Regions from separate parts of the Homo sapiens genome. Here regions 1, 2, 3, 4 and 6 are each linked to region 5. A link is a contact called in ENCODE Hi-C or POLR2A ChIA-PET data. All regions are on one chromosome and are shown on one strand. Each heading gives the region's core, a stretch centred on a gene start or an enhancer-like site at or near the end of the contact. The rest is flanking DNA. Distances are from core to core; before and after follow the strand shown. Region 1 holds the start of VPS8 (VPS8 subunit of CORVET complex). Region 2 holds the start of CCDC39 (coiled-coil domain 39 molecular ruler complex subunit). Region 3 holds the start of SENP2 (SUMO specific peptidase 2). Region 4 overlaps PEX5L (peroxisomal biogenesis factor 5 like). Region 5 holds the start of ATP11B (ATPase phospholipid transporting 11B (putative)). Region 6 has its middle 45 kb from the start of EHHADH.

What was found. A loop is a pair of places that touch in the nucleus more often than their neighbours do. ChIA-PET counts read pairs that join two places held with the same protein, here RNA polymerase II (POLR2A). Pooled maps may share reads with other maps.
Region 1: a loop to region 5 is called in a map of CD8-positive, alpha-beta T cell, with 13 times the contacts of the local background. The contact joins the promoter of VPS8 here to the promoter of ATP11B in region 5. A Hi-C loop is called at or near these places in 3 of 168 maps with a recorded cell type or tissue (CD8-positive, alpha-beta T cell and naive thymus-derived CD4-positive, alpha-beta T cell) and 10 of 50 pooled maps. POLR2A ChIA-PET finds 5 or more read pairs at or near these places in 1 of 52 experiments (CD8-positive, alpha-beta memory T cell).
Region 2: a map of naive thymus-derived CD4-positive, alpha-beta T cell shows a loop between it and region 5 (17-fold over the local background). The contact joins the promoter of CCDC39 here to the promoter of ATP11B in region 5. A Hi-C loop is called at or near these places in 1 of 168 maps with a recorded cell type or tissue (naive thymus-derived CD4-positive, alpha-beta T cell) and 1 of 50 pooled maps. POLR2A ChIA-PET finds 5 or more read pairs at or near these places in 1 of 52 experiments (activated CD4-positive, alpha-beta T cell).
Region 3: a map of CD8-positive, alpha-beta T cell shows a loop between it and region 5 (16-fold over the local background). The contact joins the promoter of SENP2 here to the promoter of ATP11B in region 5. A Hi-C loop is called at or near these places in 3 of 168 maps with a recorded cell type or tissue (CD4-positive, alpha-beta T cell and CD8-positive, alpha-beta T cell) and 9 of 50 pooled maps. POLR2A ChIA-PET finds 5 or more read pairs at or near these places in 1 of 52 experiments (naive thymus-derived CD4-positive, alpha-beta T cell).
Region 4: a map with no recorded cell type shows a loop between it and region 5 (6-fold over the local background). The contact joins the enhancer-like site here to the promoter of ATP11B in region 5. A Hi-C loop is called at or near these places in 4 of 37 single-sample maps with no recorded cell type and 5 of 50 pooled maps.
Region 6: a loop to region 5 is called in a pooled map, with 2.3 times the contacts of the local background. The contact joins the enhancer-like site here to the promoter of ATP11B in region 5. A Hi-C loop is called at or near these places in 4 of 168 maps with a recorded cell type or tissue (B cell, CD4-positive, alpha-beta memory T cell, CD8-positive, alpha-beta T cell and 1 more) and 8 of 50 pooled maps.

What each region holds. Positions count from the first base shown.
Region 1 is chr3:184,810,327-184,813,421 of GRCh38, reverse strand. It overlaps VPS8 (VPS8 subunit of CORVET complex), which reads right to left and starts at 1,256. Exons shown (of 48, transcript NM_001009921.3): 1 at 1,197-1,256. RefSeq lists enhancers at 1,129-1,328, 1,389-1,438.
Region 2 is chr3:180,678,109-180,681,481 of GRCh38, reverse strand. CCDC39 (coiled-coil domain 39 molecular ruler complex subunit) reads left to right here and starts at 1,993. Exons shown (of 20, transcript NM_181426.2): 1 at 1,993-2,191. The coding sequence starts at 2,102. It overlaps CCDC39-AS1 (CCDC39 antisense RNA 1), which reads right to left and starts at 1,401. Exons shown (of 2, transcript NR_046725.1): 1 at 1,292-1,401. RefSeq lists enhancers at 1,492-1,541, 1,622-1,721.
Region 3 is chr3:185,584,887-185,587,954 of GRCh38, reverse strand. It overlaps SENP2 (SUMO specific peptidase 2), which reads right to left and starts at 1,660. Exons shown (of 17, transcript NM_021627.3): 1 at 1,441-1,660. The coding sequence starts at 1,541. RefSeq lists enhancers at 1,581-1,980, 2,021-2,070, 1,564-2,182, 2,183-2,801, 2,802-3,068.
Region 4 is chr3:179,960,231-179,963,396 of GRCh38, reverse strand. The region is part of intron 2 of PEX5L (peroxisomal biogenesis factor 5 like); the gene reads left to right. All of the region lies in intron 1 of LOC124909463 (a long non-coding RNA gene), which reads right to left. Among named protein-coding and RNA genes, the nearest start is that of PEX5L-AS2, 64 kb to the right of the region's middle. RefSeq lists a silencer at 1,434-1,483. Within about 2 kb of position 1,801, at least 2 of the 41 ENCODE cell types and tissues checked have a DNase peak (open chromatin) inside an H3K27ac peak, as active enhancers do.
Region 5 is chr3:182,791,691-182,795,082 of GRCh38, reverse strand. ATP11B (ATPase phospholipid transporting 11B (putative)) reads right to left here and starts at 1,579. Exons shown (of 30, transcript NM_014616.3): 1 at 1,297-1,579. The coding sequence starts at 1,323. It overlaps ATP11B-DT (ATP11B divergent transcript), which reads left to right and starts at 1,719. Exons shown (of 3, transcript NR_187316.1): 1 at 1,719-2,003. RefSeq lists a silencer at 995-1,744.
Region 6 is chr3:185,297,763-185,301,013 of GRCh38, reverse strand. It overlaps a transcript of MAP3K13 not described here. Among named protein-coding and RNA genes, the nearest start is that of EHHADH, 45 kb to the right of the region's middle. Within about 2 kb of position 1,618, at least 4 of the 41 ENCODE cell types and tissues checked have a DNase peak (open chromatin) inside an H3K27ac peak, as active enhancers do; they include B cell, where a contact is called at or near this core.

The DNA.
Region 1 (3,095 bases), core at 7-2,506, 2.0 Mb before region 5:
ACACAGGCAGACATAGACATACACAGACAATTAACATGTAATTGTCTCCCAAATGCAGACATTTGGAGTAAGGTTTAGCACCACAAGCTAACATCCATGCTTGTTTTGCTTGGGTTTTGGGGTTTTTCAGTAGGGGAAAGTAGAGTATGGTAGAGGGTGGATGGTGCAGAGGCCAGAAGCCTTCCTATTCATTCTAACAAGAATCTAAGAAGTGGAGGGGGCCTGCTTATTTAAAGAAGGCTCCCCAGCTAGCTATTCCTGATAACCCACGGCCATGGAACCTCTCACCGATCCTACCTCCTCCCACCCTATCCTCCTGTAAAGCACCCCCATTTTGTACACCCAGACACTCTGAGCAGCTGTTTCCCTCCTTCCCCAGATGCCAAGCACAAAGAACTGGCCAAGGCACAGGAGTAGCCTCGAACTTCAGAGGCCCACCTTTCACCCTGCTGCCCTCACTCTGGTGCACAACTTGCACGCGGAGACAAACTGGAACCAGCCTCACAGGGTGCGCACCGATCCTAAGAGGTGGACACCCCATCTAAGCCTCAGGCTCAGGCACCTTGATATCAGTCCCTGGAGGCTAAAGGGGTCCACACCTGTTTCCCAGGCCCGACAGACCGGCTACACACCTGTTCCGCCCGGGAGTGGGGAGGGGCATGACACCCGCCGCCTAGGCTCACAGTCGGGGGAGCGGGCGCGCCAGTCCCTCAGCCTAATTGCCGCACGACTGTAACAGGACAGAATGAGGCTTGCAATTATAGTCGCAAAGTAGATAGGGAACTGAGGGGTTACTGGCCCTTTGCAGAAAGGGAGAGATACACAAATACATCACCGGAGTCACTGGATTTAGTGATACCTCAGCCCCTTCCAGGTTTGGAGCCAATAAATCCCTTTTTACTTAAGCCCATTTGAATTTTCACATTCATTTGGAACCAGTAAGTGGAAATTGCCCGACCCAGTTCCGGGCCAACGTACGACACGCCCCTCCACTCGAGAATCAACCCCGCCCGGCCCGTGGCTCGGGTCCGGTTAGCCCGTCAGGGGCTGCTCTGTTCGCTCCCCGAGGTCCCGCCGCTGTCGCGCGGGGAGGAGACGCCGAGGCTCAGAGACCTGTCGCGCGCTCTCCTCCTACCCTGAATACGGCCCCTCAATCCTGTCTCCTTCCACGGGCCCGCTCTCTGGAAACTCGTTACCTGAGCTTGCTGCCATTCCGGCCGTGGACCGCCGGCCCACGTGACCGCACCCACTGCTCTAGCCTCACGCACGCGCACTACCTACCACTGCGGGCAGCGCTTCCGCTTTCCTCCTCGCACTGCTCCCCCTCCTGGGCGGTCCGCGCCTCTTCACCACGCCCCTATTTAAAGGGCCAGAGATACGCCGTCTTCCCCCCTACGGAAAAAATGGGTGATTCACATCTTGAGGACCAAGAGAATGGAAACGTCGAAAGAGTAGCGCAGACAAATAAATAACAGTCCTTGAGGTGAGAGGAGAAAGCTCCTCCTTTAAGAAAGTGAACTTACTTGCAGCCAGCCCAGAAGGGAAGTTGATTCCCTGCCTTTTGGAGTTTGCAACCAGTAAATTTTTTTTAACTTTTTTTTTTTTTTAAAAGATGAACTCAGAATTGCCTATTTATTGTGTCAAATAAGTACAATAGGCACACACATACTAAAATACCAACTATTATCTTGTAATATATCATCAGTGTTGCTCCCCAAAATACATCTTAACACCAAAAATACAGGAGAAACATAGTCTCAAATAAAGGAAACATCTGAAAAATGAACAAAAACGTATGCTTATTTCTCTTATCGCTCCTGAAGAAAGGTGAAAGCTTTCAGAACAGACTGGTTTCTAGAGTCATCACTGTACGTAACATTAGCCCCAGGACACAGATTTTAGGCCTGCTGGGGGCTATATAGGTCAAGAAAACAGGAGGAAGAACACCAGAAGATACTCTTGGAAGGAGATACAGAAAATATTCGGTTGGGCAGACATTTTTGAGCATCAGCTAGGTTCACTAGACTTCTGGGCCTTCAGAAGACCCGAAGGTGTTGCCCTGTCCTCCAGGTATTTATTTTCTAAGAATTCAGTGTACAGACATAACAAAATACAAGGCAGGCTGTTTTGAGTAATATAAAGAAAGACATTGAACCACCATTTTCGCACAGACAGGGGGAAAGGGTGAAACACTCAAGGAAGGATGTGGTATCTTGTCAGGGCCTTGAAGGATTTCAGTAGCAGAGAGCAGGGAGAATGCCTAGCTGAGGGAAGGGTGGGATCAAAGGCAGTACAAAGCAAGTTTGGGAACTAGTTATTGGCCTGATGTAGCCGTGGTGTGGCCAGTGGCTTTCAACCTTCTTTTAATCATCCCTCACAGTAAGAAATACATTTCAGGCCAGGTGCGGTGACTCATGCCTGCAATCCCAGCACTTTGGGAGGCTGAGGCAGGTGGTCAGGAGTTCAAGACCAGCCTGACCAACATGGAGAAACCCTGTCTCTACTAAAAATACAAAAATTAGCCAGGTGTGGTGGCATGCACCTGTGGTCCCAGCTACTCGGGAGGCTGAGGCAGGAGAATTGCTTGAACCCAGGAGGCAGAGGTTGCAGCAGTGAGCCAAGATTGTGCCATTGCACTCCAGCCTGGGTAACAGAGTGAGACTCCGTCTCAAAAAAAAAAAAAGATACATTTCAGCCATGGCCTAGTATAAAAACACACACAGTATGCGCATATGTGTGAGTGTGCATTATAGATAGATAGATAGATAGATAGATAGATAGATAGATATGCTGAAACAGTAATTGCCCTTAGAGTGTACAATGCAACTTGGTATTTTCTATTCTATTCTCTTTTTTTAAGTGCTGGTTACTGAATTCATTTCAGTACTCAGTGATGCAGAGCAACCCATAGTTTGAAGACACTGGTGTAGTGTGTATTAGAGATGTGGTGGGCTATGAGGCTGGAAAGGCTAGGACCAGATCCAGGAAGACATTGCACGCTAAGCTGGGGTGTTCTGCTCTTCTGGTGAGAGTCTCCAGAGGAACTCGAGCAGAGGAGTGGCAAGATGATAGCTGTGCTTTAGAAGGCTGGAAAC
Region 2 (3,373 bases), core at 744-3,243, 2.1 Mb after region 5:
GTCGAGGCAGCTCAGTATTCATATTAAAAACTGGGATGGTAAATTAGGTAATTTTAAGATACATGGGTGATAATACCAATTATTTTATTTTTACTTTTTGCTGTATTAAAAGGTAATTAAATGTGATTGGTTTCCTTAGCTCTTGTGAAGGTATTTTCGTAGGTGAATAGTTTTGTTCCAATTGATGTTTCTGTGAGGGCTGATTGCTGGAAGTCTTGTTCTGCCATTTTCCTCCCCACCTTTGACCCAACACCAATAATTTTAGAAAGCAGCATTGCCACAACATATCCCAAGTATAAATAACTATGTACCATCTTAACATAAGCTGAATACTAACATTTTCATTAGTTGGAATGACTAAACTATTATAAAATAAGTAATGATCATTTATAAAGGATTAAATGTCATTATATCTAAAATTCCACTATTACATGCAGGTCAAATTTCTTCTACAAGTTGAGCCTTTCTCCCCAGCCTTTAATCATTGTAGAAAGGGGGAATAAAATGCTTTGCTAATTCTAGTCTTTAAAGGCACTAAGTCCACAAGATTAAGTTTATGGAAAACAATGTAGGCACAAAGAGACAAAGCTCCTACAGGAGGATTTCAGAACTATAGTGACAAACAAATCGACTGTAAAAAGACATTTTTAGGACAGTCGAAATATGAATCTGAAATGGTTATTAGATGATATTGAAGAATAGTTGATTTTTATAGGTGTGATAATGATATTGTGCTTATGTTAGATAACATTAACCACTCTTCTACCAATACATGCTCATGTATTTAGGGCTGTAATGTCATGATGTCTATGATTATTTTTTCACTTGAGCAAAAGATACAGATGATGCTAACATGGCAAAATATGAATGCTAAATCAAGGTGATGCATATATAGCAGTTATTTATACTCTGCTTTCTATTCCCATATACATTTAAAATATTTATAATAAAAGTTTAACAATGTCTAGGTAAAATAAAATTCGAAAGAGCAAAAAAAATTACAGATGATTATTGGATACGTAAAATTAATTCATGCACAGCATCCCTTCTTTAATCACTTTGCCTCAAGGAGCCTCGGTTTAACTTACCGAGAAAATGAAAGGATTAGATTAGTTGATTGTTTTGTCCTTTCCAGTTCTGAGATACTATACAAGAGAGACTATAACTCAAATGCCTACCCGTGCCAAGCAGGTAATTCAAATTAGTGAACTGGTAAAGTGCTTTGTTGGTCTAAAGGGGGCGCCTCTCCAGCGGAACATTGCCTTTTGATAATGGGGATTGTGTCACCTACCCTTTTTCAAGCAGAGGAAATACAGACGTTTATGCGAAATTCCACACTTTAAATGTTAGCAAACAAAAATGCAAAGAAAAATGCAAGTATGGGAGTGGTGCCGGAGGGACCACCACACCGCGCCACAAGTGTGCGGCCTCCGCGCGGTCCGCGTCTGTGATCGACTGGGACATCCGCGATGGGGCCGGTGAGTGCGGTGAGGAAGGCTGGCCGACTGAAACAGGCGACGATCAGAACATCCCAGTGATGCCAGAGAGAGAGTTGTTTCCAAACACCAGTTCACTTCGGTCTACTTTCACCTACTGTAGTAGCTGAAATCTACACAACACAGCAAACACACCTTGAAAAGAAACTTAGTTTATAATCCCTGTTGGCTCCCGTCTTCCCCCAGGCAATCGGAGGATCGTGTGGTTTACTTCCAGCCAGCTGCCCCGTGGTCCTCCAGCCAGCTCCGGGGGCCACAGTTTTCACACGCTCCGGGAGCGATCCGAGAGCCGCCTTTTCGTGGAAAGTTACGCTGCCGCCTGGCAACCCCCGGGAACGTCGGGAGGGGCAAGTTGCTGCTCATCCCTCAGTGCTCAAGGTAAGAAAAAGATTCTTCGGCCTGCAGGCAGGGAGTTCTCAACCGGAAGTTTCGCCTTCGGGCTGGAGCGTTTCCTGTTTGGTAACTAAGGACGCGGGAAGGTTGCTAGGGCTCCCCCGGCAATTGCCGCGGCACTGTGCAGGTGCCTGGGCTTGACGCGGGTGCTGCTCACCCGCTGTACAAGAAGGCGGATCTTTGCTCTGTATCTTCTCTATCCGTTTGCAGTCATGAGTAGCGAATTCCTGGCTGAGCTGCACTGGGAGGATGGGTTCGCCATCCCGGTGGCGAACGAGGAGAACAAGCTACTGGAAGATCAGGTGAGATCAATTGAAGCAGGCGGGAGGAAGCAGAGAGAGCCTGTTGGGGGCGTTTTCTGGTTGGCAGTACTACCCCAGCCCTTTTATTTCTCTCCTTTCCTAATCCTGTGCTTCCTCTAACACTCCCCCGCACCATCGCCCTCCTCCCTTACCCTCTCTGCCTATTTCAGTAATTGTTAAGCATTTAAAAATGCTATTAAAACCATAATTGACATTTAGGGTTATAAAGCTCGAATTATTACTCCCTTCCTCATGCCCACTCCTCTTACTTATTTCGTTCCTCCTGGCGAGAGAGGAAAGGCTGGTTCCGGCGCCCGCTTTTTCCTTGCTCAAAAATTAAAGAGCTACTTGGAAAAGAATTTCTGAGGTTTGCATAGCAACGGTTATTTGCGCACGTTTATAAATTAAACTCCAGAAGGTTCATATTTCTTTGTGAGTTTTTGTCTGTAATGTTTAAAGCTGAAAGTGACTTGAGATGTTTTCAAGAGGAACAGCCCGGTAAGAATGAAATGTGCGGTTTACAGTTTTTCAAAGAGAAGATTGAGTTGTCACAGATTAACATAAGAAATTTTACGTTGCAAGGACGAACTTACACTAACTACAATTCATAGCAGTTGTTAAAAAAAAAAAAATTGCAGGCCGGGCGCAGTGGCTCACACCTGTAATCCCAGCACTTTGGGAGGCTGAGGCGGAGGAACCCTAAAAGCCAGGAGTAAAACAAGCTTGAACAACAAAGCGAGACCCCCCACAAACCCCTCCCACCGCGTCTCTACGAAAAAATAAAAAAATAAAAAATTGCAACCGGGTCAGCAAATTTTGAAAAACTTTGGTGGTGATATGTTGTGTAGAAGAAGGTCCAAGAATAACAGATGATGCTTACACAACTTTGTAAAACGGAACAGAAAGTTTTCTCAGCTCTAAAAAAGGAAAATGAAAATCCTGTTACTCTACCTTTTGAAAACAATGGAAATGCTTTTTAACACGTTCTGACCTATTTACTCATGTGTAATTTAGAAGACTGCAATTTTTCCCCAAAGGAGGGCAATATTAGGAAATGTAAGGGATCTAGCACTGAGTACCGAGGAATTAATACTAAGTATCCAGCCCTGGGTTCAGATCCTACTTACCAACCCTAATCCTGCTTCTTTTTTTGTAAAGCGGAGATGGAGATGAACAAACTAA
Region 3 (3,068 bases), core at 411-2,910, 2.8 Mb before region 5:
AGCCTGGCCAAGATGGTGAAACCCCGTCTCTACTAAAAAAAATACAAAAAATATAAGCCGGGTGCAGTGGCAGGCGCCTGTAATCCCAGCTATTCCGGAGGCTGAGGCAGAAGAATCGCCTGAACCCAGTGGGCAGAGGTTGCAGTGAGCTGAGATCGTGCCACCGCACTTCAGCCTGGGCAACAAAATGAGACTCTGTCTCAAAAAAAAAAAAAAAAAAAATAGCCGGGCATGGTGGCGGGCGCCTGTAGTCCCAGCTACTGGGGAGGCTGAGGCAGGAGAATGGCGTGACTCCCGGAGGCAGAGCTTGCAGTGAGCCGAGATTGCGCCACTGCACTCCAGCCTGGGGGACAGAGCGAGACTCCTTCTCAAAAAAAAAAAAAATTAACACTTGATCACTAAAGTTGAAGAGGGGGCATAGAATTTGTATAGTATTTTATTTTCCAGATTTTTAGGTAAGGAGGTCGATACAATAAAATGGGACACTCCAAAGAGTAGATGCTAAATAAGAATAGCTTTTGGGGCTGAGTGCAGTGGCTCATGCCTGCAGTCCCAGCACTTCCAAAGGCTGGGGTGGGCGGATCACTTGAGGTCAGGAGTTCAAGGCCAGCCTAGCCAATATAGTGAAACCCCATCTCTACTAAAAACACAAAAATTAGCCAGGCGTGGTGGTGCACACCTGCAATCCCAGCTACTTGGGAGGCTGAGGCAGGGGAATCGCTTGAACCCAGGAGGCGGAGGTTGCGGTAAGCCGAGATCGCACCACTGCACTCCAGCCTGGGCGACAGAGCAAGACTCCGTCTCAACCAAAAGAAAAAGAAAAAAAGAAAAGAATAGCTTTGCGTTTCCCCCAAATTTTAACCGAATTTAAGAGTACAGACTAGTGATTGTTTTAAAGGAGTGAGGCACCTAAGCCTTTTTACTCATTCACTAATTCTAAAGCACAAAACCCTTCTGGCCCCAAACACACAGACTGTTTGACAGCTGTTTTGGAACAAAACAGGTGCTGTTTCTTGCTGCAAGGACAGTACTTGCAGTCAAAACGGCTTTGGGCAAGCTATGAATCTCACTTCAACTGCACTTAATGTCTGCAGATGACACTTGCGAGGGTGCTTTGTAAACAGTGAGCCACAACAAAGACAGTATTCCTTCAATGTTAGTGTTCAGCCTAAGAGCGGCAAAGCCCCATTTGTTATCAGCAACCAGCTTGGCCTCTGACAAGAATGTCAAAGACCCTGCCATCACCGGCCGCTACGAAGACGACCAGCTCCTCCTTCATCAGGAGCTGCCTCCCTACAGCCTGGCGGGAGCGACTACGTCACTAGGATCCCGGCGACCTGTTTCGGGTGAGCCTGGCTGAATCAAAGCTATCACGGCCGAGGAGCCCGCTGTGGGGGAGGGGGTAAGGCCAGGCTGGCGCTCAGCCCCCTCTCGTCTCACCTGTCTGAGCGCCGCCTCTTCAGGAGGGCCCGGGCAGGGGGCACCGACCGGTCGCAGAAACGGAAAATGGTGCCGAGAATCCTAACCAGCCATCTGTACATACCAGGCCCAAGCAGCAGCGGCGGCCGACACACCCCGAGACGCAAACCCCAGAGCTGTCGCCGCCGCTGCCGCCTTCGCCGTCTTAACCACCACCGCCAGAGTTCGGTCGCTGATTTGTGACGCGATTCAAGAGCCCACAGATACAGCGTCCCCAGGGCTACCAGAGGCCCCCGCCCGCCACCACTCCTGACGTCACCTCCTCCCGCCCGACCGGAAAGCTCCATTCTCAATCTGCGCACGCGCAACCTAGCACCGCTCCCTATTTCCGAGCCCAGCAACAAGAGTAATTGTGGGACGGTCCCGGCCCAATCGCTGACGAGATCGGAAGGGCTGTCGGCAGGGTTTTCTCTTCGGCGGAGCCAATCCGGAGCCGGCCCGTGGGACAAGGCCCACAGGCCACATGTGAGGCTGCTCCACTCCGGAGGAGGCGTTCCGGGGTCCCAGAGGACATTAGGTGCTCAGTGTTTGCTGAATGCACATGTAAAGGTAGATCAGGTTAATTAACACACGTTTACCGTTTTAGGCGCCCTTTATTTTGCACTTACCTTTTGCCTCGTACTTTTCACGCATTGTCACCTTAATATGCCCAGCAATGGCGTGTGACAGAGAGTCTTAAGCCAGTTTTATAAGTCAAGGAAATTGAGGCATAGAGCGATTAAGTTATTTGTCTAAGATCACAAAACTAGCTAGAGACGTGGCTGGAACTTGAACCCGGGGTCTGAGTACCAGCGCCAGTCCCTCGCCCTTGAGGTCAGTCTACTTGGAGACATGTACATAGATAATTACAAATTACAATACACCGTAAGTGGTTGCTGTGATAAAGGTATGTGCAGAGTGCAGTGGGAGCCAGAGAAAGGAAAACCACACACTGAGGGAGAGAAGGAAAGGGCAGATGTCCTCAAGAAAGGCTTCACAGAAATTTAAGGATGAAACCTGCGGCCCACTAATGTCTCCTACCCTGGGCTAGTAAGTAATGAGTCTCGTTACTCTCCCTCTATAATTCCAATGTCACACTTCTAGTTAATTGTCAACTATAGGCCGGGCGCGGTGGCTCCTGCCTTTAATCCCAGCACTTTGGGAGGCTGAGGTGGGCAGATAGCTTGAGCCCAGGAGTTTGAGACCAGTCTGTGCAACATAGTAAAACCCCATCTTTACAAAAAATACAAAAATTAGCCGGGTGTGGTGGCACGCACCTGTAGTCCCAACTACTTGGTAGGCTGAGGTGAGACGATCACTTGAGCCCAGGAGGTTGAGACTGCAGTGAGTCGTGATCACGCCACTGCACTCCAGCCAGGGTGACAGAGTGGGACCCTGACGCACCCCATCAAAAAATTATCAACTGTAAAACAAATCCCACCCTATTTAGTGATAGAAAATCCAGTCCCCTCTTCCAAACAATCCTAAGAATCCTCAAAGGTTTTCATGCCCCACAAATCCATTCCTGATTAACTTGTTTCCTACTTGTGATTCAGTTAAGGCCAGAGTTTTACACTTGCTTGAACTTCAACGCTGGCACTCCCCAGTAC
Region 4 (3,166 bases), core at 552-3,051, 2.8 Mb after region 5:
TACTTCCAAAGAAAACTGGCCAATTTAAAATGTAAAAAATCCCCATTTGATAAAATGAGTAGGGCAGTTATTTATGAGCAGGAGGCATTGCTGATGTTTCTACCTATGCAGGACTGTGTTTACTGTCTTCTGCTCTTGCCAGCCTAGCCATCTCTGTGAGTAAACAAGGTTCTAGCATTGTTGAGTAACAAGCACACACCTAGCTCTCCTCTACCAGTCCATCTTCCCCAGTTTTCCAAGCAGTAATGCAACTAACTCACAGGGCTCAGTTAAAAACTGTAATCACCAAGAGAGACATCATGAGTCACCATCTCAAGTTCAACAAATATCTGAAATGCTATCAGGTATCTTTACTTTAAGATATTAATATTCAGCCTATGTTCATTACATGCAGCATAAAAGAAAAATACTAGACTTTCAAGCTGGAAAAATGTATTGCTGTTAAGTCATTTTCAAATAGCCCATGTTTTCTTTCTTTTTAATCTAATAGGGAGAAGTGCTGGCACAATGTTTAGTCAGTGAGAAAACAAATGCATAATTGAAATGACATGAGCTGACAGGTTGAGTGTAAAAATGATGTTATATATGAAAGTAACAGTCAGAGACAGTAGTACTTAAAATTAGACTCAGCCATTTGGTAGAGAAATTGAAAAGAAACCTATTCAGCCTTTTATTGTGGAAGGAGTGTTGCCGTACTTATTTATTTTTGCTGTTGATTTTTAAGTAGGTTCATCTGATCAAAATAAGAACTGTAAATATTAGATCTGGAAGGAATTTCAGAAGATAATCTAATCCAGTGGATTAAAAAATTAAAAATTCCATCCCATGGAACCCATTTCTAGTCACCTTAATAGGGGAAGGAGTGTGTATGATTATGGTGATAGCACTTAAGGAACAACTTAGGTGTATAGATAAACTTTGATGAAAAGATATTGTTCTAAGAAGCTTAATCATATTACTTGTTATAATCAAAATAAGTTAAGCAAGTCTTGGAGTAAAAAGGTAACTTGACTGGGTTCACCAGGTTACTTCACATCACAGGCAATATTTGAACTTGGGATCTGCAGCCTCTAGTCTTGAGTTCATTCAGCCACTCCTGTAACTGCCTTTCTAAATTATGATACTTCCTCTCCTTTCTTCCAAATGTCCCATGTTGGTAAGATAAGCATAGTAATCAAACCAGAATAGTCATTTGAGAAAAGTGTGTATTTCAAGTGCACAGCTAAAAGTCTATTTGTCTGATAGATTTTTATAAAAAGATGTTTATATTAGATACCTCCTAACTCTTCATAAAATGGTTCTCACAAACTTTGTGACATCTTCCCAGTATCCATCAGGGTATAGATATTAAAGATTTTTAAAGTAAACTTTGAAATCTCCTAAACTACTCTGGGATTAACAAAGTGTTTCCTCCCTGTTGACACAGATGGTTTTTCTACAGCTCATCTCTCAGGGCCTCTCCACCTGGTTCAGTTTATCATCTCCCCCTCAACTGGCCATGGTGATTGTGAACCGTATCGACAGTTCAGCTTTCAGGCCCATCCGTTTTGAAGTCAGCTGCCAGTGCTTTTGTCTAATGAACCATGCAGGTGAACTCGGTGATTACTGATTGAATCAGCGTCTATTGTCAGAAGGGCTTTGAAAACCAGTTGTGAGTGGAAATATTTGTCCCTCAATGATTTATGTTATAAATTCAATTTTATCACTTATAATAAAAATGACAAAGGATCAGGAAGACCATACAAAATATTTTTCTTATTTTCATATTTAAACAACAGGGAGAGTTTACAGAGTAAAGTTCCCTTTTTCTCTTCGACTTTGGACTGAGATGCCCACGCTCTGCCATTGCCCCGACCTTGTCATTCTGTGGTTGCGCTTTTACTTCTCTCCATCCAGACTTTACAGTGCATGTCTTTTCTTCTCTGCTCAGCACCACTCTCTGATCCCTGCCTCTGGAACGTGTCTCTTATTCTGACACTGCATATATAAGGTTTGACAGAAATGCAGTTCTTGCAAACCTGTTTTTTTTTTTATGCTCCATTGCTTTCTTCCTTTTCTCCAAAACAACTCTAGAATTCTGTCATTTCCATTTTTGGTTTAATTTTTCACATGGTTTACCCCCAGTTGAAATGGGTACCACTTCCTTCCTGTCTTGTGATCTAGGAAACACACACACACACACACACACACACACATACACATACACAAGTGATCATTCAATACAATTGTTATTTATTCCTCATCGTATTTTTTGGCCAAATGATCTCATTCTTGAAATATATGAATAAGTAACTTATTAAAGAAATGGAAATGGTGAGAGAATGTACCATCCAGGCTTTGTGCTGGATGTTCTGAATAGAAAAAACATTCATTCATCACTTTGTTTTCTAACAAAATTATCTCATTTGTATAATTTGTGAATAATTAACTAATTTTGTTGTAGAAAAACACTAAGCATAGAAGTTGTTTTCTTCCAGTCAAGGGTTGTTCAGTTATCACTTCCCTGCATTCTCAGCTTCTCTCTTTAAACTTTAAATGTGTCCCCAAAATTGACACATGAAATTTTATGAACTATTGGAGTAGTCCCTGAAAAAAATGAGCTATGTTGCATAAGTTGATGGATTTCATTAATCAAATCATTTACTACAAGATAAAACATATTGAGCTCATAAACAGGTTAGATATTGTTAAATTTTTAAGCTAAAAATGTAAAACCTTGTAAACTTTGCATTTTTTAAAAAAGGAAGCAACTTGTTTTTGTCTAGATGAATGAGCCATTTTAATTTTGCATCCAGACTCCAAGGAACTTGAGTTAAAATCATACCCTTGGATCAGGACTTTTATGAACAACAGTAGCAATACCCCATGGACCCCAACACTGCTTAGCTTACTGGTGAGCACCCAATACATAGTGAGAACTAATGTTTCCCACTGTCTCCCAAATAAAATGCAAACTCCTCCACTGGGCTTGCAGGCTGTCCATTGTCATCCAGCCCCTAACTACCTCATTGTGCTTATCTAATGCCCCCTCAACTTCATGCCCCATTCATACTGAACACCTTGAAGCATCGAGTGTTTGATGTTCTTCCTCCCTTCACACTTTGCTCTTGCTCTTCCTTCTGCCTATGTGTAAGAATATAACATATATCACAAATATTTTGGCATA
Region 5 (3,392 bases), core at 330-2,829:
TAGGAGGGAGTGGTAGGCAGTTCTTATTTATAATTTTTTTTTTTTTTTGAGAATGATGCCCGCTGCAAAACGAAGTAACAGAAGGCTGGCTCTGAAACACCACACTTCTTGGTCTTAACGTTAAAATGCTTTTCTAGAGCAGAAGGGAAAAAGAGTTATCAGTGCTTTCGTCCCACAAAAATAGTTCCTGTTTCACTAAATTTTACCACTGCCTTTAGAATTAGTAAATGAAAACGCCAACTTGTAGAAGCATTAAGTTAATGCGATTTAGAAATTAAATAGTAACCGGCCTCATCACACAGATAAGGTTAGGCTTCTTCAGCCAGGGGCAATTTCTGTCCTAATTGTCACAGCTGCCTTAATGCTGTACTTTCTGCGCTGTAGCTGCCAGGAGGCAGATAAGATTTTTCTCTCTGAATTAATTCTGGGAAAGGTGGCACTTTTTATAGGCCTTAAATGACCCTTTTCTAAGATTTTTTGTTGGTGGTGTCCAGATGTTCCAATAATACTGGAGAGTTAACTATTCCTTCCAAACCTGTGTCGTTCAAACTGCCTTGAGGAGAACGGGAAAAAAGTAAGGTTCACACTCGAAAAGTTTCACTCGGGGTGGGGTGAGGACGAGGTAGGAAGGAAACGACAGTACGTATCGTTCGTAACTATCGTACAATACGTATCGTTTCCGAAGCTAGACCGGCAGCTGGCACAGTCTTTCCCCTTTCCAGGTCCTGGGGAGAAACGTCTCTCGCTGAGGGGGCTAGACACCTACGACAGCCTCCTCCTCGGGAATCAACACAGCTCTGGATCGTGACACGCTTCCAGAAGTCCGTGACGAGTGGGGGCAGAAGACAGGTTCTTCGCTTCCCCTTCACCCAAACACGTCCCAAATTGTTCGAGGCAGGAAGAGCACGCCTCTCTCATCTCCCCAAGACCTACTCTCGCTCAGCTCCCTCGCCCTGTTTCCTCTGGGGGCACCGCCACCCCGCTCGGGACTCCCGCCTCTGGCCACAGCAGCCCCGGAGCGGCAAGGGGGAAGAAGTAACGGAGAAGCGCCGGCTAGAAGCGGCCGCCTCCGGCCGCTCGGCGCCAGCCTCGGCGGCCCGGGCTTGGAGGCGAGACGAGCCCGGGAGCCGCACGGGGCTTCTCCGGCTCTGGGCCCCGCGCCCGTCTCCGCTGCGGCCTAGCCGGGCGCCCACGCCCTGGCCTCCCGGCTCCGCGCCGCCGGCCTTTCCCCGCCACCCCGGGCCGAGAGGCCCCGCGGGGGCGGACGAATGGAGGTGGAGGGGCGGGGGCACCTACCAGCTGCTGCCGGATCCAGCGCCACATTCCCCCGTCGTCGCCGTCCGGGTCCCGCGGGGCGCGGGGGCCGCGGGGCTGCAGGTGGAGGCCGACAAGACAGAGGCGGGAGCGGGCGAGCCCCTCGGGCCGAAGTTCCGCTTACCGCCGCCGCCGCCACTGCCTCACTCCCCGCGCCGCGTCCCCATCCCGCGGCGTCGGCCCCGAGTCCTACAGGCGCGGCCCCGGCGCCGCCCCCGCCCGGCGCAGCTGAGCCTGCCGCCGCGCCGCAGCCACCTTCATTATTGACCGTTGTCACCCAAAGCACCCCCGCAACCCCACCCCCGCCCCGCCCCGCCCGGCCCCCCGGCTCCACCCGGGACCGCCCCCGGCGCCCCGGCCCGCCCCCGGACGTGACGAAAGGGGGTGCGCGGACCGAGGGGGGCCTGGCGCGCCCCGCCGCCGTTCCGAGTTGGGGGGTTTCTGTGTTGTGGGTCCGGGAAGAAGCGAGCGTGGAAAGGTGCCGGGTTCTCGAACGCTGTTTCTGTCCACTGCCACCCTCCTCCCCGTTCTGGGAGTGGGATTAAGTCGTGTCTGTGGGTCTGGCCATCTCCGGAGTCTGCAGCTTGGGGCCGATTCCTCGGTCTCTACCTCCTGTTGCAGGTCTTTTTCGGGCTCTGTGGCTTCTTTGGTTCACGCGTCTCCCGACACGCATACGCACAGTCCTGAACGTATGTGACTGAAAGTTAATCCCCCCAGAAGTCCCAGTTTGGGTTCCATCAAGCTGTAAGAGCTTTCGTCTCAACACAAGTCAGGCCTCTTCTTTAGCAAATGGCTGAGACGGGGCTAGGGAAATCTTGATCACACCCATTAAGTGATTCGAAAGCGTTGCAAGTCCCCTGAGCCTGGTACAGCCTGGACCCGTGTTTCTAGGCGAATGGATGAGATATTCTGTCTTGCCGTGTGCTAAATTGGACAGGTTCAGGGGAAGATAATTTGTATAAAAAGGTAGTTCTTTACTGCTAACTGCCAAACTTCTGCAATCAAAAACACCCGTAGCAGTAACTTGACCTAGGTTAAAAAAGTGTGTGGATGACAAGCTCAGAAGGAATATACAAGCAACTGGAACAAGGCTTTGACTTAAAGGTTTGGCGTTGTTTAAAAGCAGCCCCGTATACATATTGTGTTATGTATATGTATTGAATGCTGTATTTTTGCTGAATTAAAGCACACTTCACCGACAGACGTTTGTGGTTAAAAAAAAAAAAATTAAGCGGCCGGGCGCGGTGGCTCACGCCTGTAATCCCATGTAATCCCAGCACTTTGGGAGGCCGAGGCGGGTGGATCACGAGGTCAGGAGATCGAGACCTTCCTGGCTAACATGGCGAAACCCCATCTCTACTAAAAAATACAAAACATTAGCCGAGCGTGGTGGCGGTCGCCTGTAGTCCCAGCTACTCGGGAGGCTGAGGCAGGAGAATGACGTGAACCCGGGAGGCAGAGCTTGCAGTGAGCCGAGATGGCGCCACTGCACTCCAGCCTGGGCGGCAGAAGGAGACTCCGTCTCAAAAAAAAAAAAAAAAAAAAAAAATTAAGCAAGAACAAATCTAAATGAGATTAGCATGACTAGGCAGGTCGTTGAATATGCATCCTCAATCTTCTAGTTTCAGTAGACATTTCTTACTATATAATGCTTATCCAGCACCACAAATAGAATCTTTCTTTGGGGATATTTATGATCTGTAAAACCAACATGGAATTTTATATTATAAATCATCCAACTTCAAAAAATAGCTAGATATTTGAAAAGTCATCTTACTTTTATTCTTGTGGCTAAACCTTACTTTATGACCCTAAAAGGAAGTTTTGAGATATATTTAGTGACAAAACCTTACTGCCATTCATGGAGCACTGTGTCCATTCATGGAGCACCCAGGTCCTGTATCAAGTTCTTTACTTGTATGCTGTAATTTAACTCCAATCAATCCCTTGAAGTAGGTATTATTCCCGTTTTGTATAGATGCAGAAATGGAGGCTCACACTAATTTGGCAAAGCTAGGATTCAGATTCTGGATTGTCAGGCAATAGTGCTCATGTTCTTAAGCTACGTCCAAAAATAA
Region 6 (3,251 bases), core at 369-2,868, 2.5 Mb before region 5:
CTCAAAAAATTAAAAATAGAATTACCATATGACCTAGCAATCCCACTTCTGGGTATATATCCAAAAGAATTCAAAACAAGATTTCAAAGAGATATTCACACGCTCATGTTCATTGCAGTATTGGTCACAATAGCCAACAACCTAAATGTCCACCAACAGATGAATAAAGAAAATTTGGTATATTCACACAATGGATATTATTCAGCCTTAAAAAAGAAGGTAGGCCAGGCGTGGTGGCTCATGTCTGTAATCCCAGCACTTTGGGAGGCTGAGACAGGTGGATCACTTGAGGTCAGGAGTTTGAGACCAGCCTGACCAACATGGTGAATCCCTGTCTCTACTAAAAATACAAAAATTAGCCAGCGTGATGCCAGGCACCTGTGGTCCCAGCTAGTCAGGAGGCTGAGGCAGAATAATTGCTTGAACCTGGGAGGCTGGAGGTTGCAGTGAGCCGAGATGGCGCCATTGCACTCCAGCCTGGGCAACAAAGCTACACTCCATCTGAAAAAGAAAAAAAAGAAAAAAAAAATAAGGAAATAGGGCCGGGCGTGGTGGCTCACGCCTGTAATCCCAGCACTTTGGGAGGCCAAGGCAGGTGGATCACCTGTGATCAGGAGTTCGAGACAAGTGAAACCCCATCTCTACTAAAAATACAAAAACTTAGCTGGGCGTGGTGGCGGGTGCCTGTCCCAGCTACTCGGGAGGCTGAGGCAGGAGAATAGCTTGAACCGGGGAGGCGGAGGTTGCAATAAGCCGAGATCGTGCCACTGCACTCTAGCCTGGGCAACAGAGTGAAACTCTGTCTGAAAAAAAAAAAAAAAAAAGAAAAGAAGGAAATCCTATCATATGCTACAACACAGATGAACTCTGAGGACACTGTGTTAAGTGAAACGAACCAGCCACAAAAAGAAAAATATTGCATGATTCCACTTATGTGAAGTATCAAAAATAGTCAAACTCTTAGAAATGGGAAGTAGAATGGTGCTACTAGTAGAATGGGGAAGAGAGAAAAGGTGAGTTATTCAAGGGGTACAGAGTTTCAGTTTTGCAAGATGAAGAAGTTCTAGAGATCTGTTTCACAACAATATATATACCGTTAACACTACTGTACTGTATCTTTAAAAATTGTTTTAAAAAGAGAGAGAGAGGGCCGGGCGCGGTGGCTCACGCCTGTAATCCCAGCACTTTGGGAGGCCGAGGCGGGTGGATCATGAGGTCAGGAGATCGAGACCATCCTGGCTAACAAGGTGAAACCCCGTCTCTACTAAAAATACAAAAAATTAGCCGGGCGCGGTGGCGGGCGCCTGTAGTCCCAGCTACTCGGGAGGCTGAGGCAGGAGAATGGCGTGAACCCGGGAGGCGGAGCTTGCAGTGAGCCGAGATTGCGCCACTGCAGTCCGCAGTCCGGCCTGGGCGACAGAGCGAGACTCCGTCTCAAAAAAAAAAAAAAAAAAAAAAAAGAGAGAGAGAGAGAAAACAGACAGACATACAGAGAAGATAGCAATATGAAGATGGGGTCATCGACTGAAATGTTGTTACACAGCACATTGCTGTACTTCATTCTGGCAGCCCTAGGAAAGTAACACAAGGGCCCACAGAAGAAAGCTTGCAAGTGAGTGCAGGCTCCTTTTGTGACTGGGGCTTCCCGTTATTCTGAAATGTTACATTAGCCCACATTCAGCCTTTAAGAATTCATTACAGTTTTAGCTGCTTTCTTCTTACCTACCTTTACGGTGCCTTCTCTTCCTCCTATGCTCTGCCAAAGGTAACACAGTTTCTGTGTCCTGTCTCTCTTCAAAAGGGCTTGCCTCTCTTTGGAATTTCAGTTCATCTGATTGCCTTGTGACCTCAACTCTCTGATGAGCTCAAGAAGCATCATGACTTTGTGGATTATCAAGATTTTTCTCATTGTTATGATGGGAACAATGTTCTCTTGCAACATTCTACATCCTAAACAGAAGCAAAATTTTCAGCATTTCCTGAAAGATGATTCCAAGGGTTATTAATAGATTTTATGAGCGAAAAAGAATTGTGATTACACGTTTGGAACGTGTTAAGATACACTATAAACTTTCAAAAAAGACTGCAACATTTTCCAAACATGTCATTACAGAACCCTTTTGGCTTACAAAATCTCTTGCAGTTGTGTCAGACATTCTGTGTACCATAGTTTAGGAGATAATGAGTTAAACGCCTAGACATGTTTTTTTTGTCCTCACTATATGGCAAAATTAGTGTCAGCAAACCAGTTGGGGGATATTTTCTTTCTGCCACTTCACCACTTTGACTGAAAATAAGATCTTTCTGTTTCTACATCACTTATGCTGGAAGATACGGTGACCTTTGCATTACTTCTGTCTCTTCTCAGGTTTTCTCCCGTTACTCATCAAATGCCAAAATGAGGAGATACTTGACTTCTTAAAAAATGAACATAAAGTTCCATCAAATAAATAAAATATGTAAAGTAAATTCAATAAACATATTTTAAATTAGTTAGGATAATGTATACTTACACATTAAATATAACAACACAAATTTAATCAGCAACATGTTATACATAATGCTTTTGGTAAAATACTTTCCCTTTGAGTTGTCCATTTTAATGGTTCTGTGGTGTTCTTAATGTTTCTCCTCATTTCCTTTCCTTGAAATACGTGGAACATAAATGGTTTTTTTAAAACATACATATTTCCATTATTTCCCTAAGTCTATGGTTCATTTAGTTTTCCTCTTTCAACCCTGAAAAAAATGGTGTGGGACAGATGTGACTTCAAATGTAATATTTATCTCTAAGTAAAAGATAGAAAAGAGAAAGCTTTCTAAGAAAGAAGAAAAAAATCAAATAAGAACTAGCACATTTTGCAAGTGGAACACCATTTAGCTAAATATTCTTATCTTTTGCCTCAAAAATACCAGCTTTGTTTAGTGAGGTACTGCAGAGTTTACTGAAAGGCCTGTAGTCCGTCGCCACGTTCCCTGCTTTATCTCTGGCCTGCAGACATGGCAATAATTCTCAGACTCAGTTTTAAAAGACAAAAAAAAAAAAAGACAGAATTAGGAAACTATACATACCATGAACAGAAAGACATGTACTGTACAATATCTATTAATTGTATGCACACAGAGAGAGAGAGAGAGAGTAGCTCTTATTTTGGTTACTGTATTGGTGAAAAATTTCTTGAAGTCTAATTCATCTAACTCCCAATCTTCCTACCCTGTTTAGTTGTGACTACATAAGAACCTGTTTCTTT